Regions from separate parts of the Mus musculus genome. Here region 1 is linked to region 2. Evidence: chromatin contacts called from ENCODE Hi-C or POLR2A ChIA-PET data. All regions are on one chromosome and are shown on one strand. The core of a region is the stretch at or near the end of the contact, and the rest is flanking DNA. Distances in the headings are between cores, read along the strand shown.

Region 1 (3,634 bases), core at 1,124-3,623, 440 kb after region 2:
CGCTAGTAGAACTGAAAAATGAGAGTCTGAGCTGAAAACTGAAAAGGATGAATAGTTATCATCCTGAAGCAGGGAAAGCAGACACAGAAGAGAATCAGCTGAGACTGGCTCAGTGGTGAAGAACACTGGCAGTCCTTCCAGAGGAACAGGGGTTGATTCCCAGCACCCACAGATCAACTAACAACCATTTTAACTCCAGTTTCAGGGGATCTGATTCTGTATTCTGTTCTCCAGGTATGCATTGCATGGACATGGTGCCCAGACATGAATACATGCAGCACAATGATACACATAAAATATACACAAATGAATCATTTTTCAAAAGAATCAAATGAAATTATAATGGTTATGTATCCCTGTGAACTGAAAAGGATTTTTAAAATTCACTTTAATGGAACTGCTTTATAATTTCACAGATATGTAATATAAATTTTAAGAAATTCTATTTTATCTTTTAATTATGTATAAGTAAGTATCTAACTGTAAGTATGTACAAGCGAGTACAGGGGCTTACCAGAAATCAGAAGAGATTATCTGATTCTTTGAAACTAGAGTTACAGGAGATTGTGAGCCATTATTCTTTGTAGATGTTGGGAACTGAGTTCCACTCCTCTGGAAGAACAGCAATCACTCCTAACTGCTGAGCTATCTTTCCTGAGATACATTTTATAGGAATAAAACTAATTCTGTGTATTTACCAAAATTGGATGTTACATTGTTAGCCTTGGCAGGAAGAGAATATGCCAAGTCTACTTGAAACAGTTGTCCCATGACATGAATTTAATCAAAATACATACCTTGCATATAGCATTCCTAGTGTTGGTATCAGGACCTCTGAAACCAGTAACATCACATAGGTGGAACCTGCAGACCTGTTGCCAAGGCAACAGCCACTATATTCCCTGAATCCCCTTGGCTCACTTCCCACCTTTACCTGTGATTATGTCACCCCCCCCTCCCAATCTCTCTCTCTTTCCCCCTTCTCTTTCTGCTACCACCTTGCTCTTCTCTCTCAACAAACCTCATGTGTAACTGTTTGGCCTGGTGGGGTCCTTCTGAAGTTGCAGAACCTTCAAGGTCATAACATTGTTGCCGAAACCCAGGACGGCCTATAGCTCGGGAACCTTGGATAAGTCATTGTCCTTGCTGTGTTTGAGGTTCCTAGTTCAAAAAATGGGGTTGGGAAGATGGGCTGAGGATGAAGCATGCACAAGTCCTTGGGTTTGTCAACCTTCACATGTGAAAAGCTCTGGTTGGATCCCCTACATTGTAAAACAACAACAAAAGAAAGAGAAGGAAGGGAAAATTTACCCAGGTTGAAATCCTTTTAGAGAACTCTGAAATGGGTCTGGAGGAATGGCTCAGTGGTTAGGAACACATCCTTTCAAAAACCTGAGAGTTTCTTTTCCAGAAGCCAGACAAGTGGCTCACAGCAACTCTACCTTCAGCTCCAGGGTACCTGAAATGTTCTTCTGTCCTCTGTGGGCAGCTAGCTACACATATATGTCAGATACTTACATAGACAAAGACATAGATTTAAATAAAAATAAGACAAATAAATATTTTTAAATCATTTAAAAGCCCCCTTTCAACACGCTCCTCTAGGCAGTACTAATTGAATTTAGTGATTATGTATGACAAGATGAAGTTTAACGGTTTCTATTTTTGCAGAAATGGAAGCTAGAGGAAGAAAGAGAGCCTAGATATGGCCATAATTAATTGCTTATGTCTATGAAATTCTCTGAAATAAAATATTTTAAATCCTTAAGATTTTATTAATACATTTAATACTTGCTACAACTTCAGAGCCAAGCTATAGGGACGCTGTTTTTGGATATTGTTAGAATTTGAGCTCTAATTTTAGGAAGTCACCACTAGCCTGCTGTGAAAGCAAACAAACCTGCAGTAGGATTCCAAGCTGTTTTCCTGCTATGATGAATCTGATGAAATGGAGCTTCAAGGAAAATGTACATTTTACATTTCCCCACTCTTGATAAAAGGTCACCGTGACCTCTATTTTTCTTCTTAGAGACTGATAAAGTGGCATAACAACTTTCCAGAACAGGTAAAACCACAGTGATCAGCAGAGAGTCTCTCAGGACATGGCAATCAGGTGCCCCTTAGGCACTGTGGCAATTCTGCATCCATAAATCTCCACAGCACCTGCTCTGTAGTAGACTTTTCAGTAAACGCTGTGTTATAGGGTCATAAAACCACAGTATAAAGTTTGGAGCGATTAAGAAGAAAAAGCTTTCCCAGCGATGCCTACCACACTCCACTTAGCAACAGACGTTTGTCCTGGAGAGAAGCATGAATGTCCCCTTCAGTCCCCTCCCTCCTCATGGGGTCTGATGCAGCTGCAGATGCCTCTGGCTGCTCCCTGCCCCTTCTTACACTGCTGCATTGCTCTGAACTAGGCCTTTGTTCTTGCAAGGGAATCAAAGGGAACTTGGAATTGAACTTGCGGATGCTTGCTGGCAGGAGGGAGAAAGAGGAGAGCCTGGGATTTTGGATAGTTTATGTGACCCTTATTTCCTACCCACCCTCCACACTCAACTCAATTAATCTCAAGTTGAAACAGATTTATTTATATTTTCCAGAACATTCTAGCGATGTTGTCTTCATTTGGGCCAGTTTCTAAGTGTTTTCTTTCCTTTTGTTTGAAAAGAAACATGAGACTGGTCCCTATTAAAAAGGAAGAAAGCATCATGGATATCCAGCTTCCCTCCAGCTACCCTGAATCTGAGCAGACTGCATGACTCATCTTTCCTAGAAACACAACAATGAGGTCATCCTGTCTGCTTCCTTCCCACTCTGAGTACAGTTGAATTGGGTTCCTCTGTTCTCAGAGGGTTTTTTTTTTTTTTTGAAAAGCCCTCTGCTTGTTAAAATGCCTGAGTTTTGTTATATAATTGGAGTGCAGCAAGAAAGAACACTAGCAGTGATTGGCATTTTTTTTTTCACTCATCTCAATTCTCATCTACAAAACTAAAATTGTGTAAGTGGTAGGAAAAAAAGTTATATCTCAATATTGTTTTGTTATTTTTCTCTTGTCCTGGAAGCTCACCACTTTCACAGACAGTTACATGTACATTGAACAACTCCCCTAGACTAGGTTCATTTGCAGAAAACTAAAATCTGATGCTTGTTGCCAGCCACAATTTTGCCCTCTACCATGCCCGTCTCTTTTTCGATCATTATCATGTGACGGACCATCCTCCGCTCTATGTCTGGGTCTGTCAGATATGGTTCTTGACACTTTAAATGCTTAGTTGTGCTGATTGATTAATAAGTTAGGCTGAACTCCAAATAAATTTAAATATCTGGCTACATATTCCTGTAAGTAGATATTCACTAAGCTGACAAGTTGCCATCATAGAGTAAAGAAAATACCTGGACAAATACACTGTCTGGAACCCATCAGATAGTCTGGTATCGTTATTATACAACCAGAATCTAGGCTATGCTTATTTTTTTTTAAGTAATTATAGTTTTCAAAATTTCTGACTCTGTTGCTGAAAATGTTGCTAAGGTCAAGACACTAATTCATGCATAATTAAATTATGCAATCATCATGTCCCCACTTGGCATTGATTGTCTGCAAATAGAATAGTCTAGGAGAAGAGAAAGGACT
Region 2 (3,805 bases), core at 1,215-3,714:
CTAAAGCCATGAGCTCCTTGGTAAAGGTCCACCTTCATTCAGCCATGGCTTGGTTTCTTTGTGGGGATCAAAGGGTCCAGCACCAGCTCTGTTGTCTTCTTCCCGGCTGGCTCTACTGAGCTTGCAGCTTCCTGAACCTATACAGCCTCCGGAGCCAAGACTCCGTTCAGAACCCTTCCGTCTGAACATGCAGGGGGCTGTGCCCACTGACCTCCCAGGCCTCTTGTGTGGGCTGAGGAAGCCTCAGCCCTTGGACATGTTCCCAACGGCCCTCTTGCCTCCAGGATTAGGGATGCTAAAACAGAACTCTCCAGAAGGCTTTGGGGACATCTTCCAGAGCACCAAGGAAAGAAAGCTAGAGCTTTGCAGGGGTGAAGAGCGAGTTCCCAGGCCTCCATTTGCATCCACAGAGGTGTCAGCATACTCAAGTGAGCTGCCTTAACACAGAAACCCTGCCCCTAGTATATCTTTCTATCTTTGTGGCTTTGCCCATGTGTATGTGGAGGCCGGAGGGTGACATTAAATATCCTCAATTGCTCTCTAGCTTACTTTTTAAAAAAGTTCATTTTATTTCATTTTATTTTATTTTATTTATGTGTATGAGTGCTTTGCCAGCATGTTTGTATATGCTGCGTGTGTGTGCCTGTTGTCCCCAGAAGACAGAAGAGGGCATCGCATTCGTTGGGAAGAGAGTCATGGGTGTTGGTTAGTTACTATGTGGGTGCTGAGAAACTGAACCCCAGGTCCTCTCCGAGAGCAACAAGTGCTCCTAAATGCTAAGCAACTAAGCTACTTTTTGAAACAGGCCCTTTCACTGAACTTGAAACACATCAGTTCAGTTGGGCTAGCCGGGCAATGGGTTTCAGGGCTCCACCTGCTCTTCTTTCCCAGAACTGATATTACAAAAGTGTCTCTGAGCCTGGCTTTCTATGTTGGTGCTGGCGTCCAAACTCATTCTCTCATGCCAGCAGGACAAGCATCTCTCCAGCCTGTATTCTCCTTTTTTCTCTCCATGACATTCGCTCTGCATTTCGGTTTCTCTTCTGGTCATGCAAGGAAGGTGGGAGCCCTATAAACTTGACGCACAACGATAAGCTTGACGCAGGACGGCTGACCAACCTGCTTTCACCCCAATGTGATTTCTGACTTTACCTAGCTTGTCCAAAGACTGACGCTTCCATCTATCTCCTCATTCTTAGGCTAACTTCATAAAGTGGCAACAGGAGCTCTTGTAACAGTTAACACTAACGCGCTTTCCTCAGTGTGGGGGATAAAGAATCTCTCTTCCTTTTTCTCTTGCTGCATAGGGAAAGAGCCACACTCATCTTTATTCCCACACAGTGAGCTTGCCTTAGGCGATTCCGGTTGGGGAGGAGTGTCTCCTTTCGGTGAAATCTGAGCAAGCTGGGTGGGAAGGAGAGGGCACAGGGCATGAACTGGGGATGCAAGTGGGTTGTAATGGCAGGCTTTGCGACTTTCTCCCTGCACATAGTAAATTAATTCAGTCATTAAAGCTGAGTTTTGGAAACAAAGCTAAGTTAGGAAGGAGAAAGCCATGGCATACCAGGGTCCTCCTGCCTGTGTGCACTCCTGTGAGAACCACCGTAGCCAAGTCCTGGCTTCATCAGGAGACACGGAGAAATGTCCAAATGCCAATCTACAGCTCCAGAGACATCTGCGGCAGAGCCTTCTCGCCAGTGTCCTGGTGAGGAAACTGAATAGTGCAAGCTGGAGAAAGTCAAACAGGCCTCCAAGAGGCAATTCTTGGGGCTTTCTGGCTCCCTTCCTGCAATCTGCTAGGTCTTCCCTAAGTGTGGCAGCTGCTTCCACTGTCTGCAGCCTTTGCTGTCAGTGATTCATCAGCAGACAACTTGCTAATTTTTTGTCTGGAACCTCTTGAAGTATAATAAGCAGGGTTATTTAAAATAATAATAATAATGATAATAACAATACAAAGGCCAGGTAGAAGGCTCATGGACTGCTCAGACCAATCTGAGTGCTTCTTTTCTCTCCATATGGAGGAAAGATTCTTCATACCCCAGATAATATGTTAAATTAGTAGAAATCATTCTTTTTAGCAATTATTGTCTAGAGCTGAGTAAGATGTGGATATTAATTGATGCAGCTTTTCTTTCATATACTATTTTTGCATTGTGGATACATTCTTGCAAATAATGAGGCAATTTTGCCTGGTTGAAAGAGCCTTTTTAAAAAGCACAATTTAAGGATTTAAAGGATGATTTCATGTGAGGACTTGGGCAAGGAGAAACACAAGGCACATGAAGACAGTGTTCTTTTGTTGGCTGTTTGGGTAGCGGGTGCACGTTTGAGGTCCTGTGTTGTTATGCAGGAAAGGGTGGGAACTCTCCTCCACCCTTCCCCTTCCTGCCCCACACTAGCTGAACAGGCATGAGAAGGTCAGGGCTACTCATTCCAAAAGCTAGCAGAGACCAGGGTTTGCAAATCAGTGCTGCCCAGCAGGCCTGGTGTGACTACAAGCTTGGCTTAAGCCAGCTACACAGTCAAAACTATACCAAAAAGAGGCAGAAGGAGATGACGTAGTAACATGTTAATTGGCAGAGGTAAACAGCTCAGTCTCTGAAAGCAAAATTCAGAAGAGGAGAGCATAGCTCTCTGGTAGAGAATTTGCCTAGCAGGTATCCTGGGGCTGAAATGTAGCAGTTAATAATTAATATAACTGTATGCTTGTGTGAATTACTTCCCAGGAAAGCTGATACAATGGGATTAGCCACCCAACCCCCCCTCAGCACTTCCTTCAGAAGTGACCACCTCAAGCCTGCTCAGAGACTGAGTGTCAGAGGCAGGTGGGAGGTGGGGGCTTAAGTACACACTTTTGTACACACTTCCTACTATACTCTCTTTGGGGTGGGGGATGGGCTGTAACATCTCAGGATCTCAGCACAGTTAAGGATAGGAAAGAAGAGCATTTGATAATAGTTATCTCTGAGGGACAGTCTGTCTAGATGGCTTCTCAGGAGGTCTAGAAATGTCCTGCACAAACTTGTGACTTGTTTGTGAAGTCTTCCTTGGGGAAGAGCCCCTGTACATTAAACCTTAAATGCACTTAAGATAGGAAGCTCTGTGAAGGTCTTTCCTGCTGGCGAGATCAGTAGATAACTACCCACGAATGAAAAATCTCGAGAAACATGTTACAGGAAGTATGTGGATAAAGAAATGCCATGCAAACTTGCAAAGGAGATCTAAAATCGAAATTAGAAGATGGAGAGGCGCAAAAGCAATCAGAGGCTTGGTGGCTGGTGGAAGGCTTCAGAGTGTAAGACCCAGAGGCTGAAAAGAGGAAGGAACTAGCCAGCTCAAAGCCACAAGTCAGAATGAAGCCACCAGAGCAGATGTTAGACCCTGGTTTTCTGGTGTGAAAGACAGGTGTCACACTGTCTGTCTGGGCTTTATGTCTAAACATAAGAATACAGATCAGAGAGAGATCTTTGCTGATTCAACCTTGTGCCTTGGCATGTAGATGCCACCCATCCCTCCCCTGGTGACTACTTCCACATAAGGTATCTGGTTTGAGGTTCACCAATAATAATTCTCCAGGGCCACTAGTCTTAAGTCAGTGGGTCCCAGAGTTGTCAAAAGAACTATCAATAGTCCAAGGAAAAGAAAACAGATGACAGGGCTTGGAAATATTTTAACTGTCCTCTGTAAATGGTGGTTTCACATATGCAGGGGCAAATATAGCATGGCAGCCATGGTTTGCTTTATATCAAAAACTTTCTTTGGTTTTGTAGGGCTTGGGATTCTCTTTTCAAACTTGTTCTGCTCT

What was found. Hi-C counts contacts between places; a loop is a spot of excess contacts on that map. ChIA-PET counts read pairs that join two places held with the same protein, here RNA polymerase II (POLR2A).
Region 1: a map of regulatory T cell shows a loop between it and region 2 (2.2-fold over the local background). The contact joins two enhancer-like sites. A Hi-C loop is called at or near these places in 1 of 37 maps with a recorded cell type or tissue (regulatory T cell). POLR2A ChIA-PET finds 5 or more read pairs at or near these places in 1 of 5 experiments (embryonic stem cell).

The regions. Positions count from the first base shown.
Region 1 is chr12:15,565,422-15,569,055 of GRCm38, reverse strand. No RefSeq gene overlaps it. Among named protein-coding and RNA genes, the nearest start is that of Gm40287, 39 kb to the left of the region's middle. Within about 2 kb of position 2,373, at least 1 of the 3 ENCODE cell types and tissues checked has a DNase peak (open chromatin) inside an H3K27ac peak, as active enhancers do.
Region 2 is chr12:16,007,994-16,011,798 of GRCm38, reverse strand. All of the region lies in intron 1 of Gm36235 (a long non-coding RNA gene), which reads left to right. Among named protein-coding and RNA genes, the nearest start is that of Gm36235, 5.6 kb to the left of the region's middle. Within about 2 kb of position 2,464, at least 2 of the 3 ENCODE cell types and tissues checked have a DNase peak (open chromatin) inside an H3K27ac peak, as active enhancers do.